2 separate regions of the Homo sapiens genome follow, and region 1 is linked to region 2. A link is a contact called in ENCODE Hi-C or POLR2A ChIA-PET data. All regions are on one chromosome and are shown on one strand. The core of a region is the stretch at or near the end of the contact, and the rest is flanking DNA. Distances in the headings are between cores, read along the strand shown.

Region 1 (6,430 bases), core at 1,621-4,120, 190 kb before region 2:
GTTATACTAGCACTTTTAAGTCAGCAGGAGACAAAAAAAAAGACAAAGGGTTTGCACACTCCAAATGTTACTATTTAAATAGCCAGTTTGCCCTCTCTGGGGACATATTCTCCATTCATAAGGGCTGGGAACAGACTGTGTCACCCCCTTTTTTTTAATCAGCAATGCTTCCCTCACTGCTAGCCACCTGGCCTTTCTTTAACCCCAAGCTGACTCCCGTCTCAAACCCATGCAATTTCCAGTTTGCCAGACAACAGTCCTCACTTCTCAGGACCTACCATTAAGCAGCAAAGCAAGTTGGAGTTTGAAGATTCCAGTTTGGGTCACTAATTTTACTAAGCTCTAAGAGTCATTATCTCTCCCTGAGCCTCATTTTTCCTTCAATGGAGGAAAGCAGCCCTTACCTCCTGCATGAGGACCATATGTGAGAGTGGAGAATAAGAGAGATGGCAGCATAAGAATATAGCACGAGTTCAAAGAAAACATAATAAACATATATAGGGCATCAGATATGTTACAGGCACTGTGCTAAGCACTTAATATACATTATCTTATTCCAACCTCACAAAAAAAAACAACGATTATCTTCATGTTAGAGATTAGGTAAGTGAGGTTCAAGGAGGTGGAATCCTCTCTCACATTGCTAGGAAGTAGTGAGGCCACAATTAAAGCCCTAATCTGATTCAATCTAGAGCCAGAATTCTTAAATAATATTATTCTTCCTAGTGCCCTTAAGTGACTGGTAAGAGGCTCAATTTACTAATTCCTCAGTCATTCTTGCAATGATAATGATGATTGGTGGTGTTATCCATGGTGGGGAAGAGTTTCTATCATTTCTATCACACCTGCAAGAGGAGGGTGCATTGTGAGCAGCCCTTTCTGGTTTCATCTGTGACCACCTGCTCTCTTTGCAGTCCATCTCTACAAGTGTGCAGCCCAGCGGGAGAGCTGCGGCCTCTGCCTCAAGGCCGACCGGAAGTTTGAGTGTGGCTGGTGCAGCGGCGAGCGCAGGTGCACCCTCCACCAGCACTGTACCAGCCCTTCCAGCCCCTGGCTCGACTGGTCCAGCCACAATGTCAAGTGCTCCAACCCTCAAATCACCGAGGTAAGTCCTGCAAGTCTCTAGAGCAGGAAGGGGTGGCCAAGAGCTGACCCCAAGACAGTGGGAGAGGAGTGCAAATTGAGACTCTGTGGACAAATTATTGGCGTACAGTGAGTTTAATGTGGGGGGGTGTAGGAAACCTCTCGCGTGTGTCTTAACGGCCCCTGTCTAGGTATAAGAGGTAAGTGTATGGAAGCGCATCCTCATGCCTGCGCATGAATGTACAAGCGCATTGGTGTGCACGTGCACACGACAAGGGAGGCAGAGCCAACCCAGTCTCCCTGCCAGGCTGGCTGAGCCAAGTGAGGAGGAGAAATTGGCTCCATGGTGGGTGAACATTTCAGAAAACAGGTTTAGCTTTTCTCAGCAGAAATGTGATTTCAGGAGCCGCAATTAGCTCGGAGTTGCAAAGCTGAAAATGGAAGAAGAGAGTAAAGGCAGGCACTACATTAGCCACCGTGCCATTTCCCAGGATTTACTCCCCGTCCCAATTTTTTCATGCATTTTAATGGAAAGAAAAGGAAGTTAATTATCCTGGGGAAAAAATGATGTTTCCAAAATAGCAAATTCCAAAGGAAGATGATGTGGATGAAAATGCAATTGCTTGGGTTTCAAATGGCCTGGGAGAGGAGTTGCTGTATTTAACTTTGGTTGTGTTCTGTGCTCCCTCTTCACTGCTCCCTAGTCTATAACTGTCACTCATGCTTTGAAACTAACTGCACTTTCCTGGTGGTGGCTAGGAATAAAGGCCCAGGCAGGTACCCAGTGATCTGCATGTTTAAGAAAGGAGGAAGAGGCTGCTCCTTTTCTGCCTCTTCCCTGAGCTGCTGCACCATCCTTTTCCCTGCTTCATTTTCCCTGCTGGCCAAGGAAAGCAACTCTGGTCCTCACCTATGTCACAGAATATTGGGAAACTTCTAGAACGTCTCTATGATTATATCAAAACCCCAGATCAGTTTTAAAAAGAAACCCTCAAGATAGAATGGGTGCTGCTAACCTACAGATAGGTTATTTGAAGAGGTAGAAATTATTTATTTAATGTGAGTAAATTACATTTAATCCTCACAACCACCATGGGAAATAAGTATTCTCACCCCCACTGTACAGATGAAGAAAATGAGGCTCAGAGAAATTGAGTGACATGCCCAAGTTTATACCGCTGATAAGTGGCAGAGCCAACATTTGAACTCATATTTAATTATAAAACCATTTTTAAATTCTTTACAATATTCCCAAGTAACATAAAAGAAGAAGTGGTGCTTCCCCTTCCTTCATATCCGGACCTTTCATAGACCAGATAGATGCAATCCATCCACAAGACACCATATCCCGGACAATGCAGGGCTGTCGGTGGGAGAGCTCTTACTGCATCCAGGCCCTCATTCATCTGTGCAGAGAGGAGTTAGGAGAGCACAGACACTGCCTTTCAAAGACAGAGCTACTTCAATCCCATTTTATTCTTGATCGTGACCAGGGATGGTGCCTCCTGACTTTCTCCTGTGTCTTTATGTCTCTGGAAGAGAATGTTTGCAGGGGCTGTTGGTGGTGCCCCAGCCTCTGCCCTCAGACAGCTAGCTTCCTGAGCTGCTCAGGGCTCCGTGCCTTCCCCCTGATTCGAGTGATTTCCGGCCACTGCTGGCCTGAGAACTTGCACTGTTCTGTAATTCTTGCTGCTGCAGTTGTCAGTCTCTACATCTGTGGGCACCCATGGTGTGGGGGAGCTTAAATTAGGCAGAGACTTGCTTCTATCAGCACCACCCGCCTCTGCCAGCCCCAGCAGCTGCACCATCCACTCCCCAACTGGCTGGGGCCCCTTTCCAGCCGAAGGCAAGCTTCTCACTGGGAAACCTCTGCCTCAGCCGCCCCTGCTCGCTGACCGGGGGCTGACGGGCTGCTCTGTTCACAGAGGACACCCAGGCTACGCGAGGCTAATTAACCCCCCGAGGTAATTATGCTGTAATTGATTTTCCCAGTGAACATATCAGCAGGCATCAGAGGCCCCAATCTCCTGCTGGTACTTTTCAAGTCAAGGCTGTTGTGAAATGAAGGAGCATCTTTGGAGAGAGACAAATCCATGCTGTGTCCCAAGCCACTCGGGGGAGGTCACTCTGAACAGGACATGGGGGAGGGAGCATCCAGGCCTGGAATGTTGTATTCATGATTATCTGGAATATTTTCTTTCATTTCATTATTTTCATTTCAATATTTTTTTTCTTTTCATTTTCTCCTACCCCTACCCCATCCTCCTTTCCCTGTGAAAGTCATTGTCTCTTTCTTTAACTTTTCATTCTTGAAATAATTTTAGACTTATAAAAAGGTACAAAAATAGTACAAAGAACTTTCATATACCCTTCACCCAGATTTCCAAAGTTAACATCTTACATAACCACAGTATAATTATCAAAATCAGGAAATTAGCATGGATACAATAATACCATCTAATAAACGTGCCTTATTAATATTCTGCCAATTGTCCCACCGATGTCCTTTTTCTGGTCTAGGATCCAATCCAGGATCCCATGTGGCATTCTATTGTCATGTCTCCTTAGTCTTTTAATCCTCAGTCTTTTTTTGTCTTTTATGACTTTGGTACTGTTGAGAAGTACAGGCTAGTTATTTTGTAGAATGTCCCTCAATTTGGATTTGTCTAATGCTTCCTCATGATCAAATTCAGGTTACATATTACTGTGGCAAAAGTACCAAAAATACCTGTATGGTACCTATCAACAGGGCACCTGACACAACTTGAAGGGGATCTCAGAAGCCGAATCTGGGCAATTTGAGCAAGAACATAAAAATTGATAGCCGTGGATTTCACCAATAGAATAAGAATCCATGGTTCTTCCTGAAAAAAAGAAACAAACAAGTAAATAAATAATGGGGGGACAGCTGCAGTGGCTCACACCTGTAATCCCAGTTCTTTGGGGAGCAGAAGCTGAGAGGATTGCTTGAAGCCAGGAGTTCAAGAACAGCCTGGGCAACATAGCAGAATCCTGATCTCTAAAAAATAATAATAATAATTCTAAATTTTGCTGGGTGTAGTGGTGCATGCCTGTGGTGCTAGCTACTCGGGAGACTGGGGTGGGAGGATCACTTGATTCCAGAAGTCCGAGGCTACAGTGAACTATGATCATGCCATTGCACTCCAGCCTGGGCAACAGAGCAAAACCCTGTCTCTTTTTTAACTTTTTTTTTTTTTTTTTTTGAGACAGGGTCTCACTCTGTCGCCCAGGCTGGACTGCAGTGGCGCAATCTTGGCTCACTGCAACCTCCACCTCCTGGGTTCAAATAATTCTCACTCCTCAGCCTCCTGAGTAGCTGGGACAACAGGCATGCACCACCACGCCTGGCTAATTTTTGTATTTTTAGTAAAGGTGGAGTTTGCCATGTTGGCCAGGCTGGTCTCAAACTCCTGACCTCAAGTGATCCGCCCACCTTGGCCTCCCAAAGTGCTGGGATTACAGGCTTGAGTCACCATGCCTGGCCAAGACCCTATCTCTAAATAAATAAATAGAGAGAAAAGCTCTTCTTTACACTAGATTCCAACTAAAAAATGTAGAAGTAATTACGGAAATAGAAATCACCATTTGGCACAGTACACAAGTAATAATTGTTTCAGGCAAAGAATGGTCAATGAACACTAAAATTAGTAGATGAAAGTATGATGAGAAATAGGATATTTACATAACCTTAAGCTACCTTCCCATAAGATACTTGTTAATTATGACAAGAACAATAGTGACTGGGCAGTGAAGAAACGTGGTAGACCTCACCTAAACCAATTGATGAAAGTAAACAAAGCCAGTAATGGGAAAAATCAACCTCATGTACCTTTCAATAGAATGCTCTGAGAAGGACACAACCTCATTTCTATGGTGTTTTTGGCAAGAATATGTAATTTGCTAAAAGCAACCTTTAAGGAGATTTTCTTTTCTTATTATTTTTTTTTTTTTGAGACAGAGTCTCACTCTATCGCCCAGGCTGAAGTGCAGTGGTGTGATCTTGGCTCACTACAACCCCCGCCTCCGGGTTCAAGGGATTCTCCTGCCTCAGCCTTCCGAGTAGCTGGTACTACAGGCACGTGCCACCACGCCCAGCTAATTTTTGTATTTTTGCTGGAGACAGGGTTTCACTATGTTGGCCAGGCTTGTCTCAAACTCCTGACCTCAGGTGATCCGCCCACCTCAACTTCCCAAAGTGCTGGATTTATAGGCATGAGCCACCATGCCCGGCCAACTCATTTTCTTTACTTCAGCTTTCTTGGCTAATCCCTTTGCACTGGCATAGATGTTTTCCCCAAACCTCTGAATCATCGGACTTCCATGAGGCCCATACCCTTTGATGCAGACCTCCTTGTCCCCAGCCTTCATCTTCAGAATGGGTGTCCTCCTTAGTGCAGCCACTCTGTGCAGTAAATAGAAGCCATTTACTACAAAGATCCTTCTTGAAGGATGAAAAGAGAAGGATTCTAAGATGGCCTGTGATGGCAGTTGGGGGTGGCAGAATCTCCAGTCCTGGAAATAAGTGGAAGCTGGAATGGATGCTGTCCTTCCTGGGACAGCAGAGAAATAAATGAGATGATCTCAAAGGAGTTCTACGTTAGAAAAAGAAGTGGGCTCACGCATAGTTAGATAAACAGCTGTGTTATTCCTTAACCCCTCCTTACCCCATCTTCTCCATGGCAACCAGGCCCACCCGAGGGACCCATCTTTTATGGCAGCTTCATGTAGAACAAGTTGTACAGGCTATTGAATTTCACAGTTTGCATAAACTTCAGGTTAGGACCCCCTCAGGACTTACCTTCTGCTCCTCAGCCAGCTCGTGGTGTGATAATGATGCTGTCCCCCATGGGAGGCCTCCTGAGCTGCTCCCATTTCCAGCTGTCATCGTGGGTGTCTGTGCACGTGTCACCTGTTCAACCCTAGGAACAGGAGACGTGCAGAGGATTGGAAAGCCCATGAGATGGCTGGCCCGCCACGTTTCCGTTCCCCCAGCCTATGCTTCAGGACCTGCTGGGACCTCAAAGAGGAGGGTGTTAGGAGCCACAGACTGGAAAGGAAGGCCCAGAGAAAAACATTTCTTAAGGGGCCATGAGTAGGCAGGATCCAGCAGAAAAGGAAGAGACTGAATATTTTCTCAGGAAGATAAACTCAGGGAGGGTAAAGGGATTTTGGAGCTCACATAACAGAGGTCTTCTTCACTCCAAGCGAGTGTATCAGTTTCCTAGGGCTGCCCTAGCAAAGAACCACAAACAGGTGGCTTAAACAACCTGAATATATTTGGAGGTCTGAACTTCAAGATCAAGGTGTCAGCAGCGTGGGTTCCTTC
Region 2 (7,501 bases), core at 4,857-7,356:
TTGCTTTTCTCCTCCTGTTTAGTAGTTATGCCTCTTGTTTCAGTTTCATGTCTTACTGCATTGGAAAGAATGTACAGGGAATTGTGTTATTTTAAATGATTCTGGCAGACCTTGCTTTGTTTCAGTAAATCTAATTTCCTAACAGTAACATGGCTCTGGAGGAAGGATGAGGTGAAGGAAAGAGTGGTATTTACTTACAGAAGAAAACATTTTCTTACAAGTTGGGGATCCATCTAAGGGAATCACATATGTGATGTGCTGGCATGCATAGACTGGAAAGATCGCAGCCTGTAGAGGGCTTAAATTACTTATTTTTTCCATTCTAACTCGGTAGTTTTACTACGATCATCAGTTGGGTCTCTCTGACTTACAAATTTGTAAAAATTATACCTGAAAGAATTTAACTTAGGACATCTAAAAACAACAGAAATAGTGAAGACATGAGTTTGCATAGTAGAATAACTAAATGCAGTCTGCAAAATAGTTAACTTAAACATGAACATACAATGTACAAGTAACATGCAGCATGTTTCTGATGCTGATTTTCAACTCAACTCATTAGAAAAAAAATTGTCAAGTTCTTTGCTAGTTGTAGCCAAGGAAAATGACGATCTTTCCCCCTGCAACCCCATCGACTTGGTGGAGCATACATTTTGCTGTGTATCACACAGGTATGTGCCAGAATGCTAATTCTTTGTGCCTGGAATTTAGAGTTAACTGCAGAGCCTTTGCCTTTCTGTTGCTCTTCAAAGCTCACATGTAACTTGGGTCACTGTATGAGAAAAGTGCCAGAAACTTACTGCTCTTTTAGAAATAATTCCTCCTAACTCTGCTGTGGTCTTTGCTGTCTGGCCTACTTCGTGCCACAGCTGAGAAGGTCTCTGCATGTTCCTCTAAGATTGAGGTAGTATCTGTGAGTGGGGATGTGAAAAGAGAGCAGCTCCCCTCCAGTTCCTATGCCAAAGAAGACTTCCATCCACACTGCCCCTTCATAAAGCAACTCTGTGGCAGCTCATATGAGTGCTTTTGTTCCCCTGGTCTCTCCACCAGTGTTGATCCCCTTTCTTCCTGAGGGCTCCTCATCCTCAGCCCCCATGCGGCAAAGCCTCCTGCTACTCCCCAAGGTAATTTATCCTCAGCTTGCTATCCTGTTCCAAAATGTTTAGCCACAGCTCCCGATTATGTCCAAGATGACCTTTCCTTGGTCCCTACTCCCTGCTTGTCTGATAAACAATCTGTTCCAAAAGCTGCGAATGCTGCAGAGCCTCCTAATTTTCCTTAGGTTGGATTTGTACTTTCGGTGTCAGAGGGCCTTAAGGTATTGGTTCTAATGTTGGGAGCCTCAGGCCCTACCTAATACCCTGGTGAAGAGCAGGAAGGATTTGGTTTCCCCGAGCATCACATCCTTGATGTATGTTGGTATGCTCCTCATCTAATATATGCCCATAACAGGAATATATGTGCATGAGTCTAGCTATCCAGACACTCATTCTGCACTGACACATAGTGAGTACCAATATGTTAGCTCACCCTATGTGGATTCTGTAGGCGTGTCTTCTGTATGTGCATTCTGTAGACATGTCTATCCCAATCACTCTTTTTTTTTTGCTCCCCAGCCATCATCTCTAGGCAGCCAGGGGAAGGGAAGGTGATACCACTCTCATCTCAAACACCTTTTACCATATCTCAGCACCCTCATTAGTAGGATGTGTCTTCCTGAGTCTAACTGTCATTCTTTTGGCAGCAGTGTCAGCTTAATTTAGTTTTTGTGGTTGTGGTTCCCCAAATAGTTTCCAAAATGTAAGATTACTTTATACTATTATGCTACACCCATTTGTCCAGAGAAACCCACCAAAATATTTTTAATTGTGGTAAAATATACATAACATAAGTCATCACCTTAACCACTTTTAAGGGTACCATTGAGTAGTAGTAAGTACGTTCACATTATTGTACAACCAATCTCTAGAACTGTCTGCATCTTCCATCACTGAAACTGTGTACCCATGAAACAACTCCCTGCTCTCCCCAGACCCTGGCAACTTTCTGTTCCTATGTTCCTATGACTTTGCCTACTCTAGGTACCTCATATGAGTAGAGTCATAGTGTTTGTCTTGTTATGTGACTGGTTGATTTCACTCAGTATAATGTCTTTAAAGTCCAACCATGTTGTAGCACGTGTCAGAATTTCCTTCCTTTTTAAGGATGAATGATATTCCATTGTAAGTGTAAACCTTGTTTTGCTTCTCCATTCATCTGTTGATGGACACTTGGGCTTTTTCCCCTTTAGGCTAATGTGAATAATACTGCTTTTAACATAAGTGTACAAATATCTCCTTGGCAACCTGATTTGAGTCCTTTTGGGGATATATCCAAAAGTGAAATGGCTGGACCACATGGGAATTCTATTTTTGAATTTTTGAGGAACCACCAGACCGTTTTACATTCCCACCAGTAGGGTACAAGGGTTCCAATTTCTTCTCATCCTCATCAACACGTGTTATTTTCTGGGTTTTTAAAATAGCAGCCATCCTAATGGGTATGCGGTGGTATTTCATGGTGGTTTTGATTTGCATTTCCCTGATGATTAGTGATGTTGAGCCTCTTTCATGTGTTTGTTGGCCATTTGTATATCTTCTTTGGGGAAAAGTCTAGTCAAGTCCTTTGTCCGCCAATTTGTATACCTATCTTTAGTACCACATCTGTTTATATGCAGAGTTTGTAATTACTCAGCTAGCTCACTTTACTCTTATTCACATTGACTTCATCTGAGGCAGGCTGCCTCCAGCTTGCACTAAAGGTCAGTTTCCATGCGGAAAACATAAGTTACAGATGAAGGATTTATGAAGATGGTGTGTCTACTGGAAAAAGCCTGCAATCTGGAAACGATCTCACTTCTCATCCTTCGTTAGCTGCCCCCACTTGTTAGGTGACTTGAAACAGGTCCCTTCATTATTCCATTTTCTATGTGAAAATAGCGTTTTCACCTGCATTGTCAAACTCACACCAAAATAGATAAAATTATATTAAAAGGGGTTGGGGGAGATGATTGATCCTAGAATCTCAGCGTTCTAGGATCTTAATATCTTAAATATCTTAAAGGTCATTAGAAAAATACCTGTCCCTCCCTCACCCCCATCTCCGTCCCCATTGCAATGCTTGATGTTAAGAGTCTTTGCAAAGTTTGAGAATGCTACTCTAGAGAGGTTAGATGGGTTTATTGTGTTTGCAGAGAAACATGTGTGAGCTGATGTAGTTAGGAGCTTGTAAATCTGATTCTCATGAACAAAATGGTGAGGCTGTGTCTTCCTCCTGCCCACTCTCCCGTGATGTTTGCCCACAGCCTCTCTTGGGGGAGGATGTTTATTCCAAGTGTCCGGAGAAGCATTGTGCTTTGTTCAGGATCCACCTGCTCCTCTTGGGGCCCAAACACAATTCACTGATGCGGTTGGATTCCAGAGTGGGAGGCTGGCCGCTATTATTCCCTTGAATCTAGTCCAAGAAACTGTGCAAGGGGTGGAGGGACCCTGTGTGGAGGCCAACTGGTTGGGATGTTAAGTTGAACAACAATTCCCTGAGTTCTTTTGTTTGGTGCCACGGTTCATGCAGTCTGGGTTGTAAATGCTATAATGTGCACTCCCCCCAACACACACTTAGGAGTCTTACAATCTAGTCACAGAAAAATGACAATAACAATGCATAGAATATGATCAATATGTAGACTCTAGATGATATGGTATATAAGGTATTACTATTATTAATAATGATAGTAGCAGCTGCTATTTATCTAGTGCCCACTAGATTCTCAACACCACATTGGACACTTTTTTTTTTTTGAGACAGAGTCTTGCTCTGTTGCCCAGGCCGGAGTGCAGAGTGTAGTGTTGTGATCTCAGTTCACTGCAACCTCTGTCTCCTGGGTTCAAGCGATTCTCGTGCCTCAGCCTGCCGAGTAGCTGGGATTACAGATGCCCACCACCATGCCCAGCTAATTTTTGCATTTTTTAGAAGAGACAAAGTTTCACCATTTTGGCCAGGCTGGTCTCGAACCCTTGGCCTCATCTGATTTGTCCATCTCGGCCTCCCAAAGTGCTGGGATTACAGGCATGAGCCACTGCACCCAACTGGACACTTTCATACAATATCTATTTAGTCACCACAACAACCTAGTGTACAGCTGAGGAACATGACACTCAGACTAGTTGCATGACTTGCAAAGAATCCAGTAAAGAGCAGAGTAAGGATTGATGCCCAGTCTGGTTGAAGGTAGGACCAGCTTCATTGAGGAGGTAGAAACTGAGTTGAGTCTTGAAGGATAGTGAATACCAGGGAGAAGGTAGTGTTCTTCATTCTCTTTGAAATGAGGGTTGTGGAATAATGCATGCTGTCCCCATCTTGGGCTTCCTGGAGGTGGGGCCTCAGTTCCAAATGCTCTTCCCCACTGGCTTCCTCTGCTCACCCTCCAGCCATTCTTCAAGGCCTATAGTGACATGTGTCTGCTAACCTTAACCAGACGTGTCCTCACGCTCCTTAGTATGTCCATAGCACTTTGGTTGTACCTTTCTTATGGTGCTTACCATGGCAGTAGCTCTGGCCTCTGGAGTCTCTTCACGCCTCCATTTCTTCATCTACAAAATTAGTAGAATAACTCTACCAATCTCGTAGGTCGTGTGAGGCCTAAATGAGTTAATATATGGAAAGCACTCAGAACTGTGCCTGGATATCATAGGCATCTGTTACTTTATTTTTTATTTCTTTATTTTTGAGCCAGGGTCTCTGTCACCCAGGGTGGAGTACAGTGGACTCAACCTCTCAGGGTGGAGAGACCCTCCCACCTCAGCCCCCCAAGTAGCTGGTACTATAAGTGCATGCCACCACACCCGGTTGAATTTCTAAATTTTTTATAGAGATAGGGTTTCCCTGTGTTGCCCAGGCTGGTCTCGAATTCCTGGGCTGAAGTAATCCTCCCACCTCAGCCTCCCAAAGTGCTAGGATGACAGGCATGAGTCACCGCGCCTGGTTGGCATCCATCATTTTAATTGCCGTACATGCAAACTGAAAGCTTTGACAAGGTGGAATTCATAGATACCTCCCAATCCCCACCCCCCTACACATGACACATGAATACAACACACATACACATGACACTTGCACAGAGGCTTTCACGCAGTGTCCTATATTCAGGGCTTGATACATTGTCAAGGTGTGGCTTCTTGCACTCAGCAGGTGGAGGAAGGTGCCATTTGGTTTGGCTAGTTTACAACCTGCAGGAGCCCTGTCCCTCTGCCTCTCTTGGGAAGCAGACCTATTTCAACTGGAGATACTTCAGAAGCCCAGAGTCATCCAGGCAAGAAACCCCCTCCTCCTCATCCAGACTCTCGGTGCTGGGGAGCGGGGGTGCTCAAGGGGAAGCCATGTAAGGCTCCCCTGAGACAACTGGGTTTAGAGAGGTGGAGACTGTTGATTGGTTCAGTGTGGCATTCAGACTACTTAGTTCAAATGCTGTTCAGAAAAACGGATTTTTCCAGAGTTAGAACGTCTATCCAAGGACTTACTGGGAGACCTGCAGAATTGCTCCTTTTCCTGAGGAATGAAGCAGCAGTGGCCTGAGAACTCATTTCTCTGTAGCCTTGTTTCCTGGGGGTTTTTTGAGGCTCCAGTTTGGGCTCGTGTCTCTGTGACCTGGAGTTTGGCTAACCACACTCTCCTGGCCTTATCCAAGCCCAGTTGTTTTCCCTCAGCTGCTTCAAATTCCAGCTGGGTCCTGAGGCCAATCTTGACCTTGCTTTGTGTAGGAGCAAAGGAGCCTGGGTTTTCCTGCCTTGGGTCACAGCAGTGGGAAAATACCCAGGCTCCATTCCAACTGGGAGGACCCTGTGGCCTTGTTGCAAGCAGCGGCCCTGCCCGCAAACAGGAAGCTTTCTCCTCCACAGAGACCCAGTTCTGATGATGGTCACACACCCCAGCAGTTTTCCCCTAACAGGAAAGTTGTCAGGGCTGTTCAGGCATTTCCTTCTCTGCCATCTGCCATCCGGACTGAAGAGAAAGTCTTAGTTTCAATTCCTTTCCTGTTCAGGGGAGGAGGACACTCTGATTGGAGGCTGCTGGAATAAATTCTGACTCACTATTGAAGAATTATCAGAGTTTTTCTTCTGAGTCCAAATTCCTGGGTCTGATGGCCCAGTCAGCAACCTGAAGAAAAATCTATGAACTTCATTAAAACTGGGTTCCATGCTTTTAATGGAAAACAGAGATGGAAGACGAGACAAAAATGCCATTTCAGTTTGAGCAATGCACTTTTTGAGACTCCTTTGGGTAGAAAGAGGGAGGAGGCCACTGAGGTTTCCACTGAGTGTATATTATAGATTTGTTCTCTCCTCCTCACCTCCCTTGGCTTTTCTTCCATCATTGGGGACTGCTGTAATCTTGAAACAGAATATTTTCTCTTAGTTATTATTGCATTATTAATATTTTCTGTTTTTGGCCATTTCTTTTGAGTTTAATTTGCATATGTGTACATGGGCAATGCTTCAACGAGACAATTTTTTTAAGTTTGTTCTCTAACATCTTAGATACTAGAAGATATGGATTTTGGTCCTGGGAGATTATTTAGGTTTTTTTCTTATTGTGTTGTTGCACATATACAGTTAGCAGTTTTTTTTTTTTCTGTTGGAATTTTAGAAACAAGGATCCTTCTTGCGGACGGGGTAAGAGTATGACTGTAATCAGAGACTCTGGGTGCAGTTTAGGGCAGAGCAGTAATTTCATCTCTTGCTCTCCATGTTTCTCTGTCTTCCCAGGCGGAGTTTAAGAAGGACAGGGGAGAGGGCCTGGCCCGAGTGCTGTGTGGGGAGGAGCAGGCTGATGCTGATGCTGGGGCCCAGGTATGCTCCCTGCTCCTTGCCCAGTCTGAGGTGAGGCCTCAGTGTCTACTGCTGGTCTTGGCCAACAGAACAGGTAAGGTGCACCTCTGCCTGGGGGAACAGGGAAGGAGTAGGGCTGAGGTTAGAGAATCCTGGGTGGAGATGGGGCATCTTAGATCCAGAGAGACCACAGGTGCTGGGGAGAAGGACTTGGCTGGCTTTGGGAGCGGTCCCCCCGAGATGGACCACCCTGGCCATCAGAGCATCTTCTAGAACAGCATGGGAGGGTGGAGCAGGATAAGCTGGTTTCTCTTTAGATTTAGCAACCCTTGTTTCTAATTCTAGAAATTTCCAGCAAACTCCAACTTATGAAAAAGCACCAATCTGACCTGAAAAAGGTAAGTCCTCTGAGATGATGGGCCTGAGAGGGAATGCCGGGGCAGGGGGGCTCCCTGGAGTAAGGGGGGAAGTCATTATCTTCCCCAGTTCTACCTACCATCCTTCTCTGAGTCTTCTCCTTTCTAGTCTTGAACCAAAAATGGTGGGGTATGACTGAATTAAGAGACGTCAGTCTCAAATCCCATTTCAAAAATTCCTGAGGTCAATGCCCTCAAGCATCTGTTCACTGTTGAGTCACA

Evidence for each region. A loop is a pair of places that touch in the nucleus more often than their neighbours do. ChIA-PET counts read pairs that join two places held with the same protein, here RNA polymerase II (POLR2A). Pooled maps may share reads with other maps.
Region 1: a pooled map shows a loop between it and region 2 (3-fold over the local background). The contact joins two enhancer-like sites. A Hi-C loop is called at or near these places in 1 of 168 maps with a recorded cell type or tissue (naive thymus-derived CD4-positive, alpha-beta T cell), 1 of 37 single-sample maps with no recorded cell type and 11 of 50 pooled maps. POLR2A ChIA-PET finds 5 or more read pairs at or near these places in 5 of 52 experiments (CD4-positive, alpha-beta T cell, activated CD4-positive, alpha-beta T cell, activated CD8-positive, alpha-beta T cell and 2 more).

Annotation. Positions count from the first base shown.
Region 1 is chr1:208,073,935-208,080,364 of GRCh38, reverse strand. It overlaps PLXNA2 (plexin A2), which reads left to right. Exons shown (of 32, transcript NM_025179.4): 12 at 915-1,105. Among named protein-coding and RNA genes, the nearest start is that of LINC02767, 120 kb to the right of the region's middle. Within about 2 kb of position 2,870, at least 3 of the 41 ENCODE cell types and tissues checked have a DNase peak (open chromatin) inside an H3K27ac peak, as active enhancers do.
Region 2 is chr1:207,888,921-207,896,421 of GRCh38, reverse strand. CD34 (CD34 molecule) reads left to right here. Exons shown (of 8, transcript NM_001025109.2): 5 at 6,801-6,957; 6 at 7,209-7,261. Among named protein-coding and RNA genes, the nearest start is that of CD34, 18 kb to the left of the region's middle. Within about 2 kb of position 6,106, at least 27 of the 41 ENCODE cell types and tissues checked have a DNase peak (open chromatin) inside an H3K27ac peak, as active enhancers do.